Regions from separate parts of the Homo sapiens genome. Here regions 1 and 2 are each linked to region 3. A link is an interaction called in ENCODE POLR2A ChIA-PET data of the cell type or tissue named here. Cell type or tissue: MCF 10A. All regions are shown on one strand.

The links. Peaks named below come from ENCODE experiments on the same cell type or tissue, not always from the same donor. Only the 100,000 strongest peaks of a DNase experiment are listed, where the experiment ranks them.
Region 1: POLR2A ChIA-PET joins it to region 3 with 21 read pairs; 6 of 35 experiments call an interaction of 5 or more read pairs at or near these places.
Region 2: POLR2A ChIA-PET joins it to region 3 with 30 read pairs; 7 of 35 experiments call an interaction of 5 or more read pairs at or near these places.

What each region holds. Positions count from the first base shown.
Region 1 is chr22:42,741,747-42,749,746 of GRCh38, reverse strand. No RefSeq gene overlaps it. Among named protein-coding and RNA genes, the nearest start is that of A4GALT, 25 kb to the right of the region's middle. RefSeq lists enhancers at 613-1,174, 5,689-6,264, 6,841-7,416 and a silencer at 6,450-6,744. In MCF 10A, no CTCF peak of the experiment used is centred here; DNase peaks (open chromatin) are centred at 66, 1,566, 4,416, 5,906 and 1 weaker place.
Region 2 is chr22:42,751,523-42,759,522 of GRCh38, reverse strand. No RefSeq gene overlaps it. Among named protein-coding and RNA genes, the nearest start is that of A4GALT, 35 kb to the right of the region's middle. RefSeq lists a silencer at 366-660. In MCF 10A, no CTCF peak of the experiment used is centred here; DNase peaks (open chromatin) are centred at 22, 3,732 and 4,612.
Region 3 is chr22:42,685,086-42,693,085 of GRCh38, reverse strand. It overlaps A4GALT (alpha 1,4-galactosyltransferase (P1PK blood group)), which reads left to right. Exons shown (of 3, transcript NM_017436.7): 3 at 1-965. The coding sequence ends at 196. Among named protein-coding and RNA genes, the nearest start is that of A4GALT, 32 kb to the left of the region's middle. RefSeq lists enhancers at 1-29, 4,342-5,233, 5,234-6,123, 6,124-7,015. In MCF 10A, no CTCF peak of the experiment used is centred here; DNase peaks (open chromatin) are centred at 4,055, 4,515, 5,385 and 6,595.

The DNA.
Region 1 (8,000 bases), 57 kb before region 3:
CTGTAAGGAAGCACAGAAGTAGCAAAGGCTTTGCTGAGTATTGGGAACCTACCCTGGGCAACAAGCTCAGACCTGCCTGGGAAGGAGCTGTGCCCAGCAATGATGCAATGATGAAATGATGCTTTTTTTTTTTTTGAAAGGCATGTGCCACCATGCCTGGCTAATTTTGTATTTTTAGTAGAGACGTGGTTTCACCATGTTGGCCAGGCTGGTCTCGAACTCCTAACCTCAAGTGATCCACCTGCCTCGGCCTCCCAAAATGCTGTTATTACAGGCATGAGCCACCGCGCCCAACCAGTGATGCTTATTTTTTCTGCCAGTGGTGAGGCTGCGAACACAGGGACCATGGGAGTGGGAGCAGCCAGCCTGAGGACGGACAGTAGTGCAGGGGCACCCCCACCTGGCATGGGAGGTTAAGAGCCAGCCACCAGGCCTACATGGCTGGGGAGGGTGGATCCCTAGCTGCCAGGAGAGGGTGGTGCCACTGGGGAGGCCACAGAATGTCCTCTTCGAGTCCCTGAGCCTGCATCCTGCAGGCTGCAAAGCGCAGTTGCCTGGAGTAGCTGGTGCCGACTGGGATAATAACCAAGCGCTTCTCATTGCTGTGGGGGCATCTCTCTTTCCCATCCCAACAAAGAGGCCAGGCCTTCGGCTCGCTTGTCTCTGGGAAAGCAGACAGAGCGGGCAACCAGATCACAGCCTCCCTGGCCAGCACCCACACACCCTGGAGTGGCAGAAACTGGGGCTCCCTCAGAGGATTAGGCTGGGGCAAGCAGGAGGGCAGTGGGTTAGAGGCAGGTGCAGGCGGAGGGGAGGGATTGGCAGCCTCCCCACCTAAGCCTCGGAAGGGATGAGGCCCCTCCTAGCCTCAGATGGGAGGACCCTGGGAATGTAGCTGCAGGGGAGCCCAGGATAGCCAAACCCTGGAGATAGGGGTCCCAGGGAAACTCCTTATAAAATTTATAAAATTAATCAGGGGCTCGGTGCAATGGCTCATACCTGTCATCCCAGCACTTTGGGAGGCTGAGGCAGGCAAATCACTTGAGGTTAGGAGTTTGAGACCAGCCTGGTCAACATGGCAAAACCCTGTCTCTACTAAAAACACAAAAATTAGCTGGGTGTGGTGATGGGCGCCTGTAATTGCAGCTACTCGGGAGGCTGAGGAAGGAGAATCGCTGGAACCAAGAGGCAGAGGTTGCAGTGAGCTGAGATTGCGGCACTGCACTCCAGCCTGGGCGACAAGAGCCAGATTCCATCTCAAAAAAAAAAAAAAAAAGTAATCAGGGAAGAGGAGGGAAAAACGGAAACAAGCCAAGCTTGCAAGCTACTCAGCATGAGCTCTGAGAGCAGCCTGCTCTCTGACCAGCTGCCTCACAGCCATGCAGTGCCTGTGGCGGCCTCAGAATCACACAGACCCTGTCGCAGGATGCTAACACCCCTTAACTGCTCTGTAGACAGCCACTTGTATGTCATGAAACGTTCACTTTTGCATTTGAGATATTCTTTCAGGGCCTGCATCCGGATGAAACTACTGACGCCAGCTAGTCTGAAAGATCCCACAAAGAACTGACTCACAAAAAAAAAAAAAAAAAAGCCATTTCCACATCCTGACGAATTCATCTCCCTGCCCCCACCAATCAATGACTCCAGTTTTCCAACCCCTTGACTTCTTTATAGGATCCCCGTAAAAGCCCCAGCCCGGAACTCCTCTGGAGGTGGATTTGAGGGTCCCCTCCCAGTTCCTTGCTCTGTGCTCGGCAATCATTAAACTCTTTCTTTGCTGCAAACCCTGCTGTCTCAGTGTCCTGGTCTGCTACTGAGCAACAGGCATGCAAATATGTCGGTCCTATGACACCAGCCTTAGCCAAACCCTAGGCCCAGGAGAGTCACACCCTAGAGGTCTAGACAAGAAGAGTGTCAGCAGGGACCATTTTGCATTGTAGACTACAGGCCCAGCTAATTTTTGTACTGTTAGTAGAGATGGGGTTTCATCATGTTGGCCAGGCTGGTCTCTGGTCTCGAACCCTTGACCTCAGGTGACCCGCCCGCCTTAGCCTCCCAAAGTGCTGGGGTTACAGGCCCGGAAGTTCCTTTTAATGAGTATAATAAAATCTTTACATCTTGTTTTTTGGAAAACGCTATATTTAAGCTTTGTTCTTAAAAGACTGTTTTCCTTGGTACACATTGCAAATTAATAGTTGTTTTCTCTTCACATTTTGGAAATATTATTCCACTGTCTTCCAGCTTCCATTGTCATTGAAAGCCTCCCTATTGTCCTCTAGGTTTGGTGGTTTTGTGTTTTTGTTTTGTTTTTTTAAATTGGTCAGGCGTGGTGGCTCACGCCTGTAATCCCAACACTTTGGGAGGCTGAGGCGGGCGGATTGCGAGGTCAGGAGTTCGAGACCAGCCTGGCCAACATGGTGAAACCCGTCTCTACTAAAAAATACAAAAATTAGCTAGGCATGGTGGTGTGTGCCTGTAATCCCAACTACTCAGGAGGCTGAGGCAGGAGAACTGCTGGAACCTGGGAGGCGGAGGTTGCAGTGAGACGAGATCATGCCACTGCACTCTAGCCTGGGCAACAGAGCAAGACTCCATCTCAAGACTCCAGCTGCGGTGGCTCATGCCTGTAATCCCAACACTTGGGGAGGCCAAGGCTGGCAGATTGCTTGAGTTCAGGAATTTGAGACCAGCAATGTGGTGAAACCCTGTTGTCACCGGTGGAGGTTCTTGGCATCTTGAACAAAGAATTGGACAAAATGCACAAACAAAGCAAGGAAGGAATAAAGGGATTTATTGAGAATGAATATACACTCTACGGTGTGGGAGCTGGCCTGAGCATAGGGGCTCAAGGGCCCCATTACAGAATTTTTGGGAATTTAAATACCCTCTAGAGGATTCCATTGGTTACTTAGGGTATGCCCTATGTAAATGAAGAGGATGAAGTAAAGTTATAAGGTTATTTACTTGGCCTATGCCCTGTGGAGAGGATACTTCCTGTCATAGCTGAAGTGTGAATTGGCCTTATGTGCCCTGCCTCCGGACCCTATTTTCCTGCCTCACCATCTCTACTAAAAGTACAAAAGAATTAGCCAGACATGGTGGCACGTGCCTGTAGTCCCAGCTACCGGGGAGGCTGAAGTGGGAGGATTGCTTGAACCCCGGAGGCAGAGGCTGCAGTAAGTGGAAATCATGCCACTGTACACCAGCCTGGGCGACAGAGCCTGTCTCAAAAAAAAAGTCTCCCATTCATCACGCTGCCATGATCTGCAGCTTTCCAAAAGCATACCTAGGTTTAGATTCTTTTTATTTATCCTGCTCAATGTATGTTGTGACTCTATGTTTATAGATTCCTGACTTGCACCATTTCTAGAAAATTCTCAGTCATTAGAGGTTTTTTTTGTTTGTTTTGTTTTTGAGATGGCGTCTTGCTCTGCTGCCCAGGCTGGAGTGCAATGGTGAGATCTCTGCTCACCGCAACCTCCGCCTCCCGGGTTCAAGCGATTCTCCTGCCTCAGCCTCCTGAGTAGCTGAGACTACAGGCACCTGCCACCACGCCCGGCTAATTTTTGTATTTTTAGTAGAGATGGGGTTTCACCATATTGGCCAGACTGGTCTCGAACTCCTGACCTTGTGATCCGCCCGCCTCAGCCTCCCAAAGTGCTGATATTACAGGCATGAGCCACCACCCCCAGCAGCTTTTTTTTTTCTTTTGAGAGGCAGTTTAGCTCTTGTTGCCTAGGGTTCAAGCGATTCTCCTGCCTCAACCTCCTGAGTAGCTGGGATTACAGGCATGTGCCACTACACTGGCCAATTTTGGTTTTTTATTTTTTATTTTTTGAGACTGTGTCTCCCCCTGTCGCCCAGGCTGGAGTGCAGTGGTGTGATCTCGGCCCACTGCAACATCTGCCTCCCAGCTTCCAGCGATTCTCCTGCCCCAGCCTCCCAAGTAGCTGGGATTACAGACGCCTGCTACCAGGCTGGCTAATTTTTTTATTTTTAGTAGAGATGGGGTTTCACCATGTTGGCCAGGCTGGTCTCGAACTCCTGACCTCAGACAATCTGCCCGCCTCAGCCTCCCAAAGTGCTGGTATTACAGGCGTGAGCTGTGACCATGCCCGGCCATTAGCTCTTTATTTGCTGCCTCTCCTCGCTCAACTCCTGGGACTCAAGATTAGGCTCCGTGAATGTCCCCTGGTGGGTGGTGGACAGGTCTAGACAAACCTGCCCCAAAAGTCTAAGGAAGCTAAGAGGCTGAAAAAAGAGGCTGACAAATCTGGCTTCTCAGGAAAAAACGTTTAATAGGGCCTTATGAACAGAAGCCATGTCTGTGTGTAAAGCAGCGAGACAAGAGGTGGATCGCCACACTCTCACTCCCAGACCCAGGGCTTACATAGCCTGGGAAAGGGTGAGTCAGAGGGACGAGCAGGCCACTTGAAGTATGATAACATTAAGATTGTTTGACCTTAGGGCAGGATTTATAGTAAGTGTGTGCTCTTACACAAGGAACAATAGAGAAACTGGAAATCTTTTTGTTTTTGAGTCGAAGTCTCACTTTGTCGCCCCGGCTGGAGTGCAGTGACACGATCTCGGCTCACTGCAACCTCTGCCACCGGGTTTCGAGGGATTCTCCTGCCTCAGCCTCCCGAGTAGCAGGCACAGGCCACCGCGCCCGGCTTATTTTTGTATTTTTAGTAGAGACGGGGTTTCGCCATGTTGCCCAGGCTGGTGCCCAACTCCTGACCTCAGGTGATCCACCCGCCTCAGCCTCCCAAATTAAAGGTTCTCGTATCGGTTCCAACCCCGAGAGCGCGCCAACAGACAGCACGAGGCAATGTGGGGGCAACACGCTGTTTTAATGAGCGATTACGTGCAGGTGGGCCGAGACCTAAAATGGCGTCAGCACCAAATGAGGACGGAGTGGGGGTTTTATAGTCTCCTGTAAACAGGAAGTGTCCCAGTCTGACGTGACTGCTACATGGTACCCGGACGGCCTCCCACTCGATCTTCAGCGAGTATGTGTCTTCCGGCCAGGTAGGTGTTTTCTGCCCGGCTCTCTTCCTGCTTCGGCCATGCTGCTGGCGCTTAAGTAGCCTTGCGCCTTGGGACTGGGCCTGAGAAGGGAGGCGTTACCCATCCCTTCAAGCTTTCAGGCCCCGGGGAGAATCACCAAAGTGCTGGGATTACAGGGGTGAGCCACCGCGCCCGGCCAAACTGGAAATGTTAGAGGCCTCCCAGAACTGGGATTACTCAGAAGTCAACATGGCAGATTAGCGTCCAAGATGGAGCTGCTTTGACAGCCTCGACCTCCCCAGCTCAAGTGATCCTCCCACTGGGACTACAGGCATGCACCACCGTGCCCGTCTAATTTTTTATTTTATTTTTAAATTTTATTTATTTATCTTTTTTGAGATGGAGTCTTGCTCTGTTGCCCAGGCTGGAGTGCAGTGGCGCAATCTCGGCTCACTGCAACCTCCGCCTCCCAGGTTCACGCCATTCTCCTGCCTCAGCTTCCGGAGTAGCTCGGACTACAGGTGCCCGCCGCCACGCCCGGCTAATTTTTTGTATTTTAATAGAGACGGGTTTCACCATGTTGGTCAGGATGGTCTCGATTTCCTGACCTCGTGATCCACCCGCCTTGGCCTCCCAAAGTGCTGGGATTACAGGCGTGAGTCACCGCGCCTGGCCTTTATTTTTTAATTTTTTTAGAGACAAAGTCTCACTATGTTGCTCAGGCTGGTCTCAAACTTCTGGCCTTAAGTGATCCTCCCGCCCGGCCTCCCAAAGTGCAGGGATAACAGGCGTCAGCCAGGGCTCCCAGCCTCTGTGTCTCTTTATTGCTATTAATATTTCATCCTCTTTCCTTCTCCACGTCCTCCCCGCCACTTCCTGGCTTCCCTCTCACGCTCCAGGCCTTGCCAGGGCCCCACCCGGCCTCCAGGGATGTTCCAAGGCCCAGCCTGCCAGGCTGAAGTGAGTGTTCTCTGGGTTCAGCTGAGAACAGCTGGAATCTACCCCAAAGCAAATTTCCTAGGTAACTTTAGGGCAAACAGAGGCCAAACAATGGAAAGAATAGAGGCCCCCAGAGGGAGAGACCAAAGGGGCCGCCATGGGCTGTCCCCGGGGCTGGGCCTGGGCTCTGCTCCAAATGCCTGCCCTCCTCCCCACCAGAGCCTTCCTGCCTCAGGCTCTGAAGATTCAATCACTAGGGGGACCCCAGAGGCTCTTTCTCCCCACCCCCACACACTACTGATCCCCTGGCGGGGAAGGTGAGAGGGCGCAGGTTGGGGGCAGGGCTGGAACCCCCCTAAGCCACAGACAAAACTGAAGAATGAAGTGTCTGTCCTCTGGGGGTAGGGGTTGGAACCCATGACAGAGGGTGCTCAGGCCCCCAGCCCAGTCCAAGTCCAGTCTGAATGTCCCCTGCCCCAGCCCTCACAGCTTTTCAATCTCCTGCCACCCAGGATGGCCGCTGCTGGGCCTGCAGGGTCCTCCCAGGACCCTAGGAGAGAGAGGATGCTCTGATCCACACAGCACTTCGCTACCCGGGACATGCAGAAGCCCCTACCCAGAGCGCGAGGGCCAGCAGACCCAGGGGGACCAATCCGAGTCCAGATCGGGGATTTTGCTACCTTGCACCCAGCTGATTGGCTCAAGGAGAACCAATCAGAACCCAGAGTTGGGATTTTGCAAACAAAATGCAGAAGAGAACTTTGTCTTCCCAGTCCCACGGAGAGCCAGTCTGTCAAGAACAGAGATGAGGAGTGGACAGGAAGAGAGTAGTGGGGGCATTGGAGCACTAGGCTTGGGGAGTTCCTGCTTGTCCGAATATTCGGTTTGGAATCTTGGCAATTCCACAAGCCAGTGAATCTTCTTTGTGGGTGAGTGAATGTGAAGTGGATTTCTGAAATTTGCAACTAAGAGAATCCTGATTCATTCAGTGTTCAAGGATATTTACATCTGGAAACAAAACAAACAGCAAAAACCTGGGCCCCATCACCCTGGGCTCCAAGCCGTGCGAGCTTCTCAGGAGAGTGGTCTATACCTGCTGTCTCTCCTTCCGAGGTCTGATCTCTCCATGCTGCCCACTGAAACCGCCCCCACCACTACCCCCACAAGGAGGCCAAAGACCTACGAGTCCCCGAGCCTGAGGGACACACTCAGCCATCATCTTCCTAAACCCTGCCAGGGCCTGATGCTGCCCGATACTCTCCTCTCCCTCAAGATTCTGTCCTGGCCTCTCACCCCTTCTCTTCCTCTCCTCCTCTGGGGGCCTCGCAGGCCAATCACAGCCACCTAAATCCTTGTCACTGGCCCAGCCCTCTGCCTGGAGGTTGCTCAAGGCACCTTAGTACGACATGTCAAAATCAAACTCACCATCTTTCCCTGCACGGCTGCTCCTACCCCCCGGCCTTTGTACAAGATGTTCCCTCTGCCCGGTGTGCCCTCTCCACCCTGATCCACTATAAACCAATTGCCTTTCCGGCTTCCGGACTCCCTGGCATCAGCCCACCCCCTGCAAAGCTTATTGCCCAAGCTTGAGGAGCCAGGTAGGGGGAGGGTCTGAGTTGTGACGTCCCCACTGAAGGAAATCAAAATATACCCCAAAATATGACTCCCTGCTATAATGAGCATTTGAATTAAAAACCCTTAGGCTGGGTGCCGTGGCTCACTCTTGATCTCACCACTTTGGGAGGCTGAGGCAGGTGGATCAACTGAGGTCAGGAGTTCGAGACCAGCCTGACCAAGATGGTGAAACCCCCGTCTCTACTAAAAATACAAAAATTAGCTGAGTGGCCGGGCGCGCTGGCTCACGCCTGTAATACCAGCACTTTGGGAGGCCGAGGCGGGCAGATCATGAGATCAGATCACGACCATCCTGGCTAACACGGTGAAACCCTGTCTCTACTAAAAATACAAAAAAAATTAGCCGGGGATGGTGGCGGGCGCCTGTAGTCCCAGCTACTCGGGAGGCTGAGGCAGGAGAATGGCGTGAACCG
Region 2 (8,000 bases), 66 kb before region 3:
GTGAATCTCTTACAAAACCAACATTACTCACCAAAGCTTTTGACGTGTTTTGTTTTGTCTATGGGAGTGGGAAGGAAGATGGGAGAAATGCTGAGGGCGGCCTCCAGGTGGGCAGGGGGCAGACACTGCCATGGGGGTCCTGCTAGACTCCGCGCCGCTGCGCAGGGAAACCATTGCCGAGGGTGGGCAGGGAAGCAGCCTCAGAGACCACCCGAAGCAGCACCGCTAACACCCACGGCACCCGCTCCCCGCCTCCTGCCTTCCTCCTCTTCCACTCTAGACGGCTTTCTAGCAGGGGAGCAGGGATGCTGACCCTTCCAGCTCCCTCTGCCTTAGCCGCTGAGCGCTGACTCGAGGTTAACTAAAATCCCAGGAAAGGACTCTTGATTGGCACTGGTCAGGGCCTGCCCCCTGACCAATTAAGAGTGGCCAAGCAGTGATATCACATAACAATGGTTGCTCCTGGGGGTGTCCCACAGTTGGGGAGCAGTTTGAGGAGGGGTGGGGAGGGTTCAGGACAGGCAGAATAGCAGAGGGAGGAGCGCACTGCCCAAGGGACTTTGCGTCTCTGCACCCTGCAAAGTATATTTATCCTCAACTCACAGATGAGGAGTCCACAGCCAGAGAGGGTCTGTGATAACAGCTGCTGAATGGAGGAGTCATGAGTGCCAGTGCCCGGACTCACCTCCTGCACCACTGCCTGGCCTTGGATCCTACCTTTTCTAGGTGCTCACGTATTCTTGCAAGATCTTTTATTTTATTTTTGAGATGGACTTTCGCTCTTGTCGCCCAGGCTGGAGTGTAGTGACGGGATCTTGGCTCGCTGCAACCTCCACCTCCCGGGTTCAAGTGATTCTCCTGCCTCAGCCTCCCAAGTAGCTGGGATTACAGGTGCCCACCACCACGCCCGGCTAATTTTTTCTCTTTTTAGTAGAGATGGTTTCGCCATGTTGACCAGGCTGGTCTCAAACTCCTGACCTCAGGTGATCCTCCCGCCTTGGCCTCCCAAAGTGCTGGGATTACAGGCGTGAGCCACTGCACCTGGCCTGTCCTTGCCAGATCTTAAGGCCTTGAAGACAGAAACCACGCTGGATCTTTTCTCTCATCCCCAGAGCTCGTTTCTCCAGGCTGGATCTGGGTAGTCCCTGGCTGCTACCAAGGGCTCCTCCGAGGAGTCTGCAGTGATGGAGAAGGAGCCACAAACCCATTTGTCACCTAAATTTCCCAGATGTGCAATGTCAGAGTGGTCCTGATGATTCATAGAAATCTCTCTATGTTCTTTTATTTTTTGTTTTTGTTTTTAGAGACATATCTCACTCTGTCACCCAGGCTAGAGAGCAGTGGTACGATAATGGCTCACTGCAGCCTCGAACTCCTGGGCTCAAGTAATCCTCCCAACTCAGCCTTCAGAGTAGCTGTGACTATAGACAAGCATCATCACACCCGGGTTTTTAGATTTTTTTTGTAGAGACAGGGTCTCATTATGTTGCCCAGGCTGGTCTCAATCTCCTGGCCTCAAGTGATCCTCCCACCTCCCAAAGTGTTGGAATTACAGGTGTGAGCCCGGCTTAGCCCCATGTTCTTAACAATCCTTACATCCTCAGGGGCTGAGCGTGAGCCCCAGGACTGCGCCAGCCAGCTCACCTCAGATGCGGTGTTTGCATCTGATTTGCCGGTTAAAGTCTCCATGTGTTAAATTTGCATTTCCCTTGTTATTACGATATTAGGTTTTATTCCCAATACTCAGAGCTAGAATACATGGCTCAAAGTGATTCACGGAGGCATGCAGGAGTCATGTGATCCCACCACGTGGAACGATCTTGTAAACATAAACAAGGGGCAGGGGAGCCATGCAAATGCAGAGAGGGTCCCCTGCCAGCTAATCCGCAGGTGCAACTGGAAAGAGTAAGCAGGCAGGACAGCCAGGAGCCTGACTGGACAGGCGGGACAGCAGGGACTGACTGGCTCCCACCTAACCCCAGCTCCTGGCAGTGGCTGTGATGCTGCTGTGAGTGCAGAAGAGGCCAGGAGCTCTTTTTTTTTTTTTCCTTTTGAGACAGAGTCTCGCTCTGTCGCCCAGGCTGGAGTACAATGGTGCGATCTCGGCTCACTGCAACCTCTGCCTCCTGGGTTTAAGTGATTCTCCTGCCTCAGCCTCCTGAGTAGCTGGGATTACAGGCATGTGCCACCACGCCCGGGTAATTTTTGTATTTTTAGTAGAGACGGGGTTTCACCATGTTGGTTAGGCTGGTCTCGAACTCCTGACCTCATAATCAGCCTGCGTTGGCCTCCCAAAATGCTGGGATTACAGGCGTGAGACGCTGTGCCCGGCCAGGAGCTCTTTTTCGAAGTGGGCGCTTTGTCTTCTCTAAATTCATAGGGGTTTTTTTTTTCCAGAACAAGCAAAAAATAATTATTTGCAGCAGAAAACGGATTAATTTTTACACTAAAGGCAGAGATGTCCAAATTATAGAGACACCATTCAATGTCCCCTTCCCTCTGGCAAGAAAAGAGAAACAGGTCACACTGTGCTGAGAAGGCAGGAAAACCTGCTTGTTGTGACTGAATTATGTCCCTCCAGATCCACTGGCTGAAACCCTAACTCCCAGTACCTCAGAATGGGACCGTATTTGGAGAGAGGGTAAAGGGGTATTTAAGTTCAAATAAGGTCATATGGGTGAGTATTTAAGTTTTTTAAAAAAGGCCATACTATCCTTATGAGAAGAGATTAGGCTGGGCGTGGTGGCTTACTCCTGTAGTCCCAGCACTTTGGGAGGCCAAGGCAGGCATATCACTTGAGCCCTGGAGTTCGAGACCAGCCTGGGCAACATGGCAAGACCTCATCTCTACAAAAAAATATGAAAATTAGGGCTGGGTGCTGTGGCTCACACCTGTAATACCAGCACTTTGGGAGGCCAAGGCGGGTAGATCACCTGAGGTCAAGAGTTCGAGACCAGCTTAGCCAACATGGTGAAACCCTGTCTCTACTAAAAATACAAAAATTAGCCGGGCGTGGTGGCAGGTGCCTGTAGTCCCAGCTAGTTGGGAGGCTGAGGCACGAGAATTGCTTGAACCGGGGAGGCAGAGGTTGCAGTGAGCTAAGATTGCACCACTGCACTCCAGCCTGGGCACCAGAGTGAGACTCCATCTCAAAAAAGGAAAAAAAAATTAACTGGGCACTGTGGCATGTGCCTGTGGTCCCTGCTACTAGGGGAGCTAAGGCGGGAGGGGCTTGAGCCTGGAAGGTCAACGCTGCAGTGAGTCAAGATTGCACCACTGCACTCCAGCCTGGGTGACAGAGCGAGAACCTGTCCCCCCAAGAAAAGAAGAAGAAGGGATGAGGACATAAACACACACAGAGGGAAGGCAGCACAAAGACTCGGGAATGAGAAGGTGGCCATCTCCAAGTCAAGGACAGAGGCCTCAAAAGACACCAACCCCACTGACACCCTGATCTTAGACTTCTGGCCTCTAGAGTTGTGAGAAAATAAATTTCTATTATCACAGTGGTGCACACCTGTAGTCCCAGCTACTCAGGAGACTGAGGCAGGAGGATCGCTTGAGCCCAGGAGTTTGAGGCTGTAGGGCTCTGTGATTGCATTTATGAATATCCCCACCGCCCTCCTGCCTGGCAAAACAGTAAGACTCTGTCTCTTTAAAAGATAAATAAATAAATAAATATTAAAGTAAACTGTTGTTTAATCTACCCAGTCTGTGGTATTTTGTTACGTCAGCCTAAGCTGACTCATACAGTGCCCCAGAGTTCATCTCAGATATTATGTTCAGAAAGTATGATGTTCTATTAGCAAATTTTTTTTTTTTTTGAGAGGAGTTTTGCTCTTGTTGCCCAGGCTGGAGTGCAATGGTGTGACCTTGGCTCACCACAACCTCCGCCTCCCAGGTTCAAGTAATTCTCTTGCCTCAGCCTCCCGAGTAGCTGGGATTACAGGCATGCACCACCACGCCCAGCTAATTTTTGTGTTTTATAGTAGAGACGGGGTTTCTCCGTGTTGGTCAGGCTGGTCTCGAACTCCCGACCTCAGGTGATCCACCCCGCCTCGGCCTCCCAAAGTGCTGAGATCACAGGCGTGAGCCACCGTGCCCGGCAGCAAATTTTTTTTTTTGAGACAGGTCTTGCTATGTTGCCCAGGCCGGTCTCGAACTCCTGGGCTCAAGCAATCCTCCTGCTTCAGCTTCCCAAAGTGCTGGGATTTGCCACGTGCAGTGGCTCACGCCTGTAATCACAGCACTTTGGGAGGTTGAGGCGAGTGGATCACCTGAGGTCAGGAGTTCGAGACCAGCCTGGTTAACATAGTGAAACCCCGCCTCTACTAAAAATACAAAAAAAAATTAGCTGGCCATGGTGGTGGGGCAGGCGCCTGTATTCCTATCTACTTGCAAGGCTGAGGCAGAGGGATCGCTTGAACCCGGGAGGCGGAGGTTAAGATCGCACCACTGCACTCCAGCCTGGGCAACAGCACAAGACTCTATCGCAAAAAAAGAAAAAAAAAAAAAAAGAAAGAAAGTCATCAGTCCAAAGTGCTGGGATTACAGCTATGAGCCACAGTGCCCAGCCCAATGACTAGCAATATTTTGACATTTTGACAAAGCTACCAATGTCTTGGCTCTCAGCCCCTATGCAGAGCAGGAGTGAGGGAGGAATGTTTGATGACTTTGTTCTGCTTATCACTGAGCACCCAAGCTCAGGGAAGGGCTGTGCGTGCGTGTGTGTGTGCGCGTGTGTGTGTTTATCCATGGCCCTGCAAATCAGGAGCCCAGGCTATGTGGCCCCTCCAGCATGAGTGCTGCTTCTCGATTTGACCAGGCTGAGGATCAAGTCAATGATTTTTTTTTTTTTGAGACAGAGTTTTGCTCTTGTCACCCAGGCTGGAGTGAGATCTCCAATGGTGAGATCTTGGCTCCTAGGTTCAAGTGATTCTCCTGCCTCAGCCTCCCGAGTAGCTGGGATTACAGGTGCCCACGCCTGGCTAATTTTTGCATTTTTCGTTTTTTTTAGTTTTTTGTTGTTCTTGTTGTTTGTTTTGAGACAGAGTCTTGCTCTGTCATCAGGTTGCGGTGCAGTGGCACGATCTTGGCTCACTGCAACCTCCGACTCCCCAGTTCAAGCGATTCTCCCGCCTCAGCCTCCCAAGTAGCTGGGATTACAGGCACACACCACCACACTCAGCTAATTTTTTTGTAATTTTAGTAGAGACAAGGTTTCACCATGTTGGCCAGGATGCTCTCGATCTCCTGACCGCGTGATACGCCCGCCTCGGCCTCCCAGAGTGCTGGGATTACAGGCGTGAGCCACCTCACCTGGCCAATAATGTATTTTTAGCTACATCTAAATGCTTTGCCAGAGAAAGAACCTTCTCCAAAGCCAAATGTCACCAGAGAGAGGCTTAAAACTCAGCTAGCCAGGCACACGCCCGGGTCAAGAGGGTGACGTGCTGCTGGTGCGTCGCCAGGACCACACCATGGGCAGCCTCCTGAGGAAACATCACCAGCTTCTGAGGCCAGCTTTTACCCGAACACCCAGAAGGGTCCCGTCTTAGCCCATCTGGGCAGGTGTGACAAATACCCCAGGACCAGGAGGCTTCTAAACAACAGACACTTCATTCTCAAAGTCCTAGAGGCCGGAAAGTCCAAAAGTCAAGGCACTGGCAGATTCTGTGTCCCGTTCAGAATTAGTCATTCTATTTATATATTTATTTTTAGGCCAGGCACGGTGGCTCACGCCTGTAATCCCAGCACTTTGGGAGGCCAAGGTGGGCAGATCGCTTGAGCCCGGGAGTTCAAGACCAGCCTGAGTAACATAGTAAGACCTCATCTCCACAAAAAATCAAAAAAATTAGCCAGGCATGGTGGCATGTGCCTGTAGTCCCAGCTACTTGGAAGGCTGAGGCAGGAAGATCACCTGAGCCTGGGAGGTTGAGGCTGCAGTGAGCCATGATTGCAACACTGCACTCTAGCCAGGGCAACAGAGGGAGACCCTGTCTCAAAAAAAATGTAAAGAAAGGCCAGGCGCGGTGGCTCATGCCTGCAATCCCAGCGCTTTGGGTGGCCAAGGTGGGTGGATCACTTGAGGTCAGGATTTCGAGACCAGTCTGGTCAACATGGTGAAACCTTGTCTCTACTAAAAATACAAAAAATTAGCTGGGCACGGTGCCATGTGCCTGTAATCCTAGCTGCTGGGGAGGCTGAGGCAGGAGAATCACTTGAACCCGGGAAGCAGAGGTTGCAGTGAGCTGAGATCGCACCACTGCACTCCAGTCTGTGAGACAGAATGAGATCCCGTCTTTAAAAAAAAAAAAAATGTAAAGAAAAAAAAAACCTGAAAAATCCCCTTCAGTCCAGAACCCCCGAGCCATGCGTCATGGGGCTGTGGCTGATTTTTAATCTGCTGGTCTTGTGCGTTTGCAGAGGGACTTTGCCAGAACTGGAGTAATTTGGTTAAGGCCGAAGCTCAGTGGACACAGACAGCTTGTCCTGGGTCCTGGGAGGGTGACAGGAGGAGGCTGCAGGTTCCCAGAACCACAGCCCTCACAGCTGGAGGGGGATTGGGAGAGACCCCCTCCCTGCACAGCCCCCAGTAACCAGTGTGTCACCCCAAGCCTGGGAGGGAAGGATGATTACTCTTCCTAGTTTACAGACGAGGAAACTGAGGCTCTGAACAGCCCACAGTCTCACAAAGAATGAGCAGCTGAAAGATGCTAACCAGGCCTGTTGGAGTCCACAGCCTCGTCTGCCTCTCGGGACAGGTGCTGCCACTGAACGAGGTGGCTGAGCTGATCCGGGGTGCCCTCTCCCCAATACCTCTTTCCCATGGGTCCCTCGCATGCCAGGAAGCTCCCTTTCCAGAGCCAGCCTTTGGAGTCCGGCAGAGGATCTGCCCAGGTCACTTCCTGGGGACTTGCCTTAGCTGACCCCCCCAGCTGGACAGCAGGGAGGGGGCTTGGGAAATGTCAAGGAGGAGGACCACGGGGTTGGGGGAGCCTTCACGGCGTCCACCCCTCTCCTCACTTCCCCTTCCAGCCTGGCCCTGGCCTTTCCGCCCCTCCTTCTGCTCCCCATGGGCACCCAGGCACAGATGTGGCCTGTTAGTGCTATCCGAGAGCTGTGGGGGATGCCTGTCACCTGTGTCCATGACTCAAGGGATAATTCTAAGTCCTCTCTCAGCTCCCAAAAGGCTGACCCCACCCTGCGCAGCACGGTCCTTTGTCCTGCTTTCCTGGGGGAACCACTTGTAAGTTGATTTGGGAACTCGTCCTAGCTCCAGATTGTTTTGCTTTATTTCAAATAACAGGTCAAGGCAGCTTGAACAGGGGCGTGAAAGGAAGTCAGAGGCAATCCCGGGGCAGCGGCCCTGCAGGGCGGCCCCCCACCCTGAGGTCTCCCACAGACTGGCTAGGTTTCAGGGCCATCTGAGGACACGGCTGGGACAGGCCCCCACCCCTCGTCACCTGGCCTTGCACTGTGTTTCAGCATCTGGGGTGGGGGTGTTCCATGGGCAGATACGAAGTCTCACAGTTTCCTAACAGGAAACGTGGGGCGTGGAGGCCTTCTTCGGGTCCCAGTCCACTGGGGTTAAGAAGAAGGGCTTGGGGCCAGGCACAGTAGTTCATGCTTGTAATCCCAGCACTTTGGGAGGCCAAGGCGGGCAGATCACTTGAGGTCAGGAGTTCAAGACCAGCCTGACCAACATGGTGAAACCATGTCTCTACTAAAATTACAAAAGAAATTAGCCAGGCGTGGCCAGGCGCGGTGGCTCATGCCTGTAATACCAGCACTTTGGGAGGCAGAGGCAGGCGGATCACAAGGTCAGGAGTTCAAGACCAGCACGGCCAACATGGTGAAACCCCATCTCTGTTAAAAATACAAAAATCAGCAGGGCGTAGCCGGGCACGGTGGCTCACGCCTGTAATCCCAGCACTTTGGGAAGCCGAGGCGGGTGGATCACTTGAGGTCAGGGGTTCGAGACCAGCCTGGCCAACATG
Region 3 (8,000 bases):
GCAGGACTGGAAGAAGTACTTTGAGGACATCAACCCCGAGGAGCTGCCGCGGCTGCTCAGTGCCACCTATGCTGTCCACGTGTGGAACAAGAAGAGCCAGGGCACGCGGTTCGAGGCCACGTCCAGGGCACTGCTGGCCCAGCTGCATGCCCGCTACTGCCCCACGACGCACGAGGCCATGAAAATGTACTTGTGAGGGGCCCGCCAGGTCACCTCCCCAACCTGCTCCTGATGGGGCACTGGGCCGCCCTTCCCGGGGAGGCAAGATTGAGGGCCCGGGAGAGGGAGGCCCGAGCTGCCACCGGGCTTAGGCAGGCTGTTGAGGAGCTGTGGGAGCAGGCCCAGTGGGAGGCTGTGGACACCCCGAGGACAGTGTCCTGTCTCGAGGCAGGGCTGACACATGGTGCCATAGCCAGCGGAGGGCGCTCAGTGAGTGCCCCGGGCCTTCTAGACAACAGGCAGGAAGGATGAACCTCAGGGCACCCCCAGGTGGTGCGGAAAGCCAGGCAGTTGGGACAGAGGTGCCCACGAGGGCAGAGGCCGGTGCTAAGGGGATGGGGAAGAAGGGACAAGATTCCCAGAGAGGAGAGGAGGCTGTTGGTAGGAAAGTGGCAGGGCTGGGGGAGACCCAGCCCCAAGGGTCCGGGGCGGAGGATGCTTTGTTCTTTTCTGGTTTTGGTTCCTCTTTCGCGGGGGGTGGGGGAGGTCAACAGGGACTGAGTGGGGCAGAGGCCCAGAAGTGCCAGCCTGGGGAGCCGTTTGGGGGCAGCCCCTTCTGCCCACCCCATCCTTCTTCCTCTCCAGAGATGCCAGGGGGGCGTGTATGCTCTGCCCCTTCCCTCAGACAGGGGCTGGGTGGGGAGGCTCTTTAGGCTCAGGAGAAGCATTTTAAAGAAACCCCCACCCTGCCGCCCGCATTATAAACACAGGAGAATAATCAATAGAATAAAAGTGACCGACTGTCACTTCGGGCCTTGTGATTGGTGAAGTGTGTTCAGGCTCACAGCCTCCTCCGCTCCATTCTTCTGACGGGGAATCCACTGGGTGGACTGGTGGTGACTTTGCCAAGGTCTCACAACCTGCCCAGCACGGAAGGGCTCGGGACCTGGCTCATAGCCCCAGTGTCCCTGGTGATGGAGAGCCCCCGCAGTGGGGAATGGGGGGAGCCTGTTTTTCCCTCCTCCTTTTTCAAGGCTCACAAACACGGAAGGTTGGGTCCCACCAGCACAACTCCCCCCATGACAAGCCTGAATCTGTTTAACATAAATGGGACCAAATGTGGACACTGAGGAGCCCACCGCCGGAGCAGGGCTGAGCTGCCACCCATCCAGGGAGAGGTCCCAGTGAGGGAGCTGTGAGGGCCTGTGGCTGAAATCCCGGGAGGGACCTGAAGTGCCTTGTGGGCGGCTCCAGGACTGGGCCATAGGAATATCTGCTCCCCGCAGGGCGAGACCCCAGCTGGTTTGCATTGTGGAAGCTGCCTAGGCGTTCCCCACCAGGACTGGGGGTGCTGCCAGGAACACTGGGGCCCAGCAGGCTGCTTTTTGGCAGCTGAAGGGGGAGGCATTCATTGGCCTCCGTTTTCTGCCCACAGACCGTCTTGAGCAGCGTGGGAAGGAGGTGAGCTCCCTGGCTCTTAGGAGTATTCAAGAGCAGGTTATGTGTCGTTTTCTTGGGTTTCTTTCTTTCTTTTTTTGAGACAGAGTCTCGCTCTGTCACCCAAGCTGTAGTACAGTGGCCCCATCTCGGCTCACTGCAACCTCTGTCTCCCGGGTTCAAGCGATTCTGACCTCAGGTAAGCCACTGCACCTGGCCCAGGTTTTGTTTTTGATGAATACAAAGGATTGTTAAGTCAGTGATTTCTCCAGCCACAGCAGCATTTCAAATGAGCAGGTTTTACTTAAATAATACAAATCATATCCTAACTATATATGTATGTGAACAAGTGAGATGACCTTTTAGAGTCCAGCATTGTTTAGTCATTTGACCATCATACAGTGAGTGCCTACTCGGTGCCAGCATGAGGTCAGGAGTTCAAGACCAGCCTGGCCAACATGGTGAAACCCCGTCTCTACTAAAAATACAAAAATTAGCCAGGTGTGGTGGTGGGCACCTGTAATCCCAGCTACTCGGGAGGCTGAGGCAGGAGAATTGTTTGAACCTGGGAAGCAGGGGTTGTGGTGAGCCGAGATCGCACCACTGTGCTCCAGCCTGGCTGACAAAAGCGAGACTCCGTCTCAAAAAAAAAAAAAAAAAAGGCCGGGCACGGTGGCTCATGCCTGTAATCTCAGCACTTCGGGAGGCTGAGGCAGGCAGATCATAAGGTCAGGAGTTCAAGACCAGCCTGGCCAATATGGTGAAACTCCATCTCTACTAAAAATACAAAAACTAGCTGTGCATGACTTGGGGCGCCTATAGTCCCAGCTACTCGGGAGGCAGAGGCAGAATTGCTTGAACCCGGGAGGCGGAGTTTGCAGTGAGCCAAGATCGCACCACTGCGCTCCAGCCTGGGTGACAGACTGAGATTTCATCTCAAAAAAAAAAAAGGAAATTATGAAATTATGTGCATAAATGTCTGCTTAGGGCAGAGAGGTGGGTAGGAAGTGCCAGTTCCCAGGGAGGATGCTGTTGACTCCTTATCCACGGCCATTCTCCTCCCGCTTCTTTCTTGCTAAGGAAACCCCAAGTTTGTTCAACCCTCAGGTAGCTTAGGGCTGTAGAGGAAGTGGGCCCTCCCTAGGCCTGGGGGTGAATCTCTTTTGGTCTAAGCCAGTCCTAGTCATTCCAGTCCCTTCCTAGTAATTTGAGTGGAAATGGGCATATAATGCTATTCTGGCCAATGAGAGGGCAAGTCAGCTGGAAAAGAGGGCTCTGAGAAAATGTTCATAGACAAGAAAGCAACATTTCTGCATTTGGCAAAAGGGTGTAATGCTCCAAGCAATGGCAGCCATCTTGAGGCCGTGAGGGGACAAGTCTGAGATCAAATGTCACCATACTGCATCCTTGAAGACATGAAGACCTCAGCGAGCTGCTGAATTAACCAACCCTGAAAGCGCCCTATCCCGACTCCTTGTCTCGTGTGTTAGATGCTATTTACCATCCTCAAGTGTCCATTCTTCTTGTGGTCCTTAGAAAAAGAACACAGCGAGTTCTAGGCAGACATAGCACCTCCCCTTGGCAGCTGGCTGTGGCCATGTGACTAAGTCCAGGCCAATGGGATGTGAACAGGAGTGATGCGGGCAACTCATGGATGATCTTAAAGACATTTGCTTTGGGCACTCTAACCCGCTTCCCACTGGCTGGAGCATGGCAGCAGCTGGAGTGCTTTGCAGGGCACATTTTGGGGGTGGCAGAGTGGCCCCAGTGGCCTTGGAGCACTCACCTTGGGACTGTAATGTGAGACAGAAACAATCTTCTTTTTTTTTTTTTGAGACAGAGTTTGACTGTTGTTGCCCAGGCTGGAATGCAATGGCGCGATCTCGGCTCACCGCAACCTCCACCTCCCGGGATCAAGCAATTCTCCTGCCTCAGCCTCCCGAGTAGCTGGGATTACAGGTGTGCGTCACTACACCCAGCTAATTTTGTATTTTTAGTAGAGACAGAGTTTCTCCATGTTGGTCAGTCAGGCTGGTCTCAAACTCCCAACCTCAGGTGATCAGCCCGCCTCGGCCTCCCAAAGTTCTGGGATTATAGGCATGAGCCACCGTGCCTGGCCTAATTTTTGTATTTTTAGTAGAGACAGGATTTCACTGTGTTGGCCAGGCTGGTCTCGAACTCCTGACCTCAGGTGATCTGCCCACCTTGGCCTCCCAAAGTGCTGGGATTACAGGCATGAGCCACCGTGCCTGGCCTGGTCTCGTTTCTCTCCTTGGAAGTTGGTGGGGACCGGGGCTGGGTTCTGATTTTTGGCAGTGGACTAAAGCTGGGAGGAATGTCTCACGTCTCACCTCCCCTTGGTTTCCTGCTGCTGCTGCTGCTGCTGCCGCCACACCCACCCTGGAAGGGGATGCTCCTCCTCCCCCAACCCCACCGCAGCACAGATCACACCTGAGTCCAGGGCCTGAAGCCTGGTCCCACCCTGACCCCCAACCTCACAGCAGAATTCCGAGCACGCCTTGCACTGGGCTAGTCCAAGTTAGAACAAGCAGAGATTTAGGAACAAGTGAACCATGAAACCAGACTTCCAGGAACACGGGGGCTCACTCATCCCCGATCTCTGTTGGGCACTCAGAGGACATTACAATTTAATATTTAAACAAGAAGTTGAATATTGATACACCAGCAAGGGGGAATTATTTTCCTTCCCCTAGAGCTGCTGGGAAAACGACTCCCTGCTTGCCTATGCCTGGCCAGCTGGGAAGATTCTTAAATAACCGACTGGACACCGGCCCCAGGCCACGCAGTGCTCCCCCAGTAAAGGATAGGTCCACGTCTTTCTCAGTCCTGGCCAAAAACGTCTGTGAACACACCCACTAGAAACAAGCCAGGAACAAACCGCTGCTCTGAGGATCTGATTACATTTCCCCAGGGCAGGTTTCCACCAGAGCGAGCGCCCCTCCCTCCTCCTTTCCCAGAACTCCGTTGCCCAACAACTGTTCCAGCTCCTGCTCCTGAGGCGGGGGCAGCCTGAGGAAACCAGGGCCTCAGGCGACAGCCGGCTCTGTTAGGCAGGGGCAGGACAAAGTGCAAGGTCCCTCTGGAATCCCCCAAGGCAGAGGGCAGGAGCCAGACTCCTCCGGTAGCTGTGGGGGCTCGGAAGGGGACATTAGACTCTGGTCTGTGGCTGTTGGCGCAGGGAGGTGAAGAGTGGTAGCTGCCCCCCGAGGCAGGCACTGGACCCCTTCTCGGCTCCCCAGCCAGCCTCCTTCCTACCCTGTGCACAGAACAGTGAAGGTCTGGGTTCAAATCCCAGCACCGCCACCTACTTGCTGAGCTTCTTTCTCTGTGTGGAAAGTGGAGGTGTGATAACACCACTCTGTGTCGTAGAGAATGTGTTCTGTGCCAGGGGCTGGGCTGGCTCATTTGATCATTACAACCATGCTGGGAGGGGGCACCACCCATCTCTTTGCAAAAGAGGAGATGCACAACTCTGGCCAGGGGTCGGTGGCCAGGAGGCAGGAACGGAGGATCTTTGGGACCCCTGCCCTGCCCCGGGCCTTAGACCCATTGCTCCCAGCCCAGAGGTGCAAGAACACAGCACTGTGATGGGCAGAGGCTGGGGTCCTCACCTGGCCGGGTGGTGTGGTGGCAGCGGGCATCTTCTGGCCTTGCAGCCTTTCTGCTGTTACCTCTGCCCTGCCTGTGCCTGTCCTCACTGCCTCTGTGTTCTCCAGGATGCTACTCTTATTTCTGGCCAGCTGGATCCTACTCTTATTTCTGGCCAGCTGGATCCTGGCCCATTTACATAGTTGCATTAAGAGGCTGGGCTGAGGCCAGGTGTGGTGGCTCACGCCTGTAATCCCAGCACTTTGGGAGGCCGAGGCGGGCGGATCACTTGAGGTCAGGAATTCAAGACCAACCTGGCAAACATGGTGAAACTCCATCTATACTAAAAATACAAAAATCAGCTGGGCTTGGTGGCGCATATCTGTAATTCCAGCTACTTGGGAGGCTGAGGCACAAGAATCGCTTGAACCCAGGAAGTGGAGGTAGCAGTGAGCCGAGATGGTGCCATTGCACCACCACCCAGGTTGGAGTGCGGTAGTGCAATCATGGCTCTCTGCAGCCTCAAATTCCTGGGCTCAAGAGATCCTCCCCCCTCAGCCTCTGAAGTAGCTGGGACTACAGGCATGGGCCACCACGCCCGCCCAGCTAATTTTTAACTTTATTTGTAGAGTCGGGGTTTCACCATGTTGCCTGGGCTGGTCTCAAATTCCTGGCCTCAAGGGATCCACCTGCCTTGGCCTCCCAAGGTGCTAAGATTACAGGTATGAGCCACCGCGCCCGGGCTGGTTATTGTTTCTTGATCTGGTGCTGGTTAAGTGGTGTGTAATTTGGTGAAAATTCACCGATTTTAGATTTAGAGTTTGTGGACTTCAAGAACATTGACATGAACAACAAGACAGAGGCCGTGAGGGTGGAGGAGAGGGCAGTTGGAGAGGCACTTGGGCCAGGGAACAGGGCTGGATGTTGGGGATTTAGGGTGCAGCCTGGCTTCTGGCCAAGTGGCTGGAGAGATGGGAGGATGAGCAGATGAGACACGCAGCTGAGACTGAATGTGAGGGGCCCCCCAGAGATGTGGCTCCCGGGGACCCAGATTGAGAAGCTGACCTTAAGGTGATGGGAAGTGGTGCCGTAGGAAGGAGGGCTGGTTCTGGGTGAGGCAGCTGAATGAGGGGCATGGAACCTGAGCACCCATTCTAGGGGCTGCCTGCCCCCAGAGAGTGGGTTCTGGAGGAGGGCCTGGGGGAGATGGGGAGAGGACCAGAGCCAGCAGCATCCAAGGAGTGAGCAGGGTAGCATGGAGAAGTTCTGGAGCTGCTGCTGACACGTGGCCTCAGGAAAGAGAACCAAAAGCTGGGGCCCTCAGAGCCCCCTGTGTCAGCAGCGCCAGGCACCCTGGTCTGGGACAAAGGCAAGTGGCCACACCCACCTATTTATAGAAGGCAGCTGGCAGGGATCAGGGGAGCCTTACAGGGGCCCTGGGGGAGGGGGCACTGGCAGGGGATGATGAAGGCTCTGCCAGGTCTCTGCCAGCCCCGCCCATACCCTCAGAGCAGAGGCCAGGCCAGAGTTCAAGGAGATCTGGGACAGATGCAGGCCGACTGCACCCTGCAGGCACAGCTGGGCCTAGGAGCAGGGGCTTTTGTCCATCTGTGCTCTGTGGAGTGAGGGAGCTTTTTCTTCTCTGGCCTTGCTGTCCTTTCCTGTGGTATAGGAGACCCCATTTGTCTATGCCATGAGACCATGTACTCCTCCTGGAGCCCAGGGTGGGGTTCCCTCTTGGCCCCAGCCCAATCCAGGGTTGGACAGGACATGCCTGCTTACTGAGGGATGAATAAATGAGAAACTCACGTCCCCAGAGGCTGAGGGACCTGCACAAACCCCAGGCCTTCTCCTGGCCACTCACACCCCTCTGATGTTGCCCTAAAGACCTCAGGGCCTCCAGGTGCAGAGGCTCACACCTGTAGCCTCAGCACTTTGGGAGGCCAAGGTGGGTGAATCACTTAAAGCCAGGAGTTCAAGACCAGCCTGACCAACATGGCAAAACCCCATCTCTCCTAGAAATACAGAAATTAGCCAGGCATGGTGGCAGGCACCTGTAATCCCAGCTACTCAGGAGGCCGAGGCAGAAGGATTGCTTGAACCCAGGAGGCAGAAGTTGCAGTGAGCCGAGATCACGCCACTGCACACACCAGCCTGGGAAACAGTGCGAGACTCCATCTCAAAAAAAAAAAAAAAAAAAAAAAACCCTCAGTGCCCCCAACAGCAGGGGCTGCTGATAGGGTGAGTTAGGCCTCCAGACCAGGGAGTGGGGAGGGGCCAGGCTGGGCCTTGGAATTTAGAGCCTTGGGGCCCCTGGGAAATTCACCTCAAAAATTACCTTAGAAATTCAAGAGAGGGCCAGGCGCAGTGGCCCACGCCTGTAATCCCAGCATTTTGGGAGCCTGAGGCAGGTGGATCACCTGAGGTCAGGAGTTTGAAACCAGCCTGGCCAACATGGTCAGAACCCATCTCTACTAAAAATACAAAACTTAGCCGGGCGTGGCGAGTGCCTGTAATCCCAGCTACTCGGGAGGCTGAGGCAGAGACTTGCTTGAACCCAGGAGGTGGAGGTTGCAGTGAGCCGAGGTCGCACCACTGCACTCCAGCCTTGGCAACAGAGCAAGAAACCGCCTCAAAAAAAAAAAAAATTAGCTGGGTGTGGTGGCGGGCGCCTGTAATCCCAGCTACTTGGGAGGCTGAGGCAGGAGAATCGCCTAAACGTAGGAGGCCGAGGTTGCAGTGATCCGAAATCTTGACATTGCACTCCAGCCTGGGCAAAAAGAGCAAAACTCCAT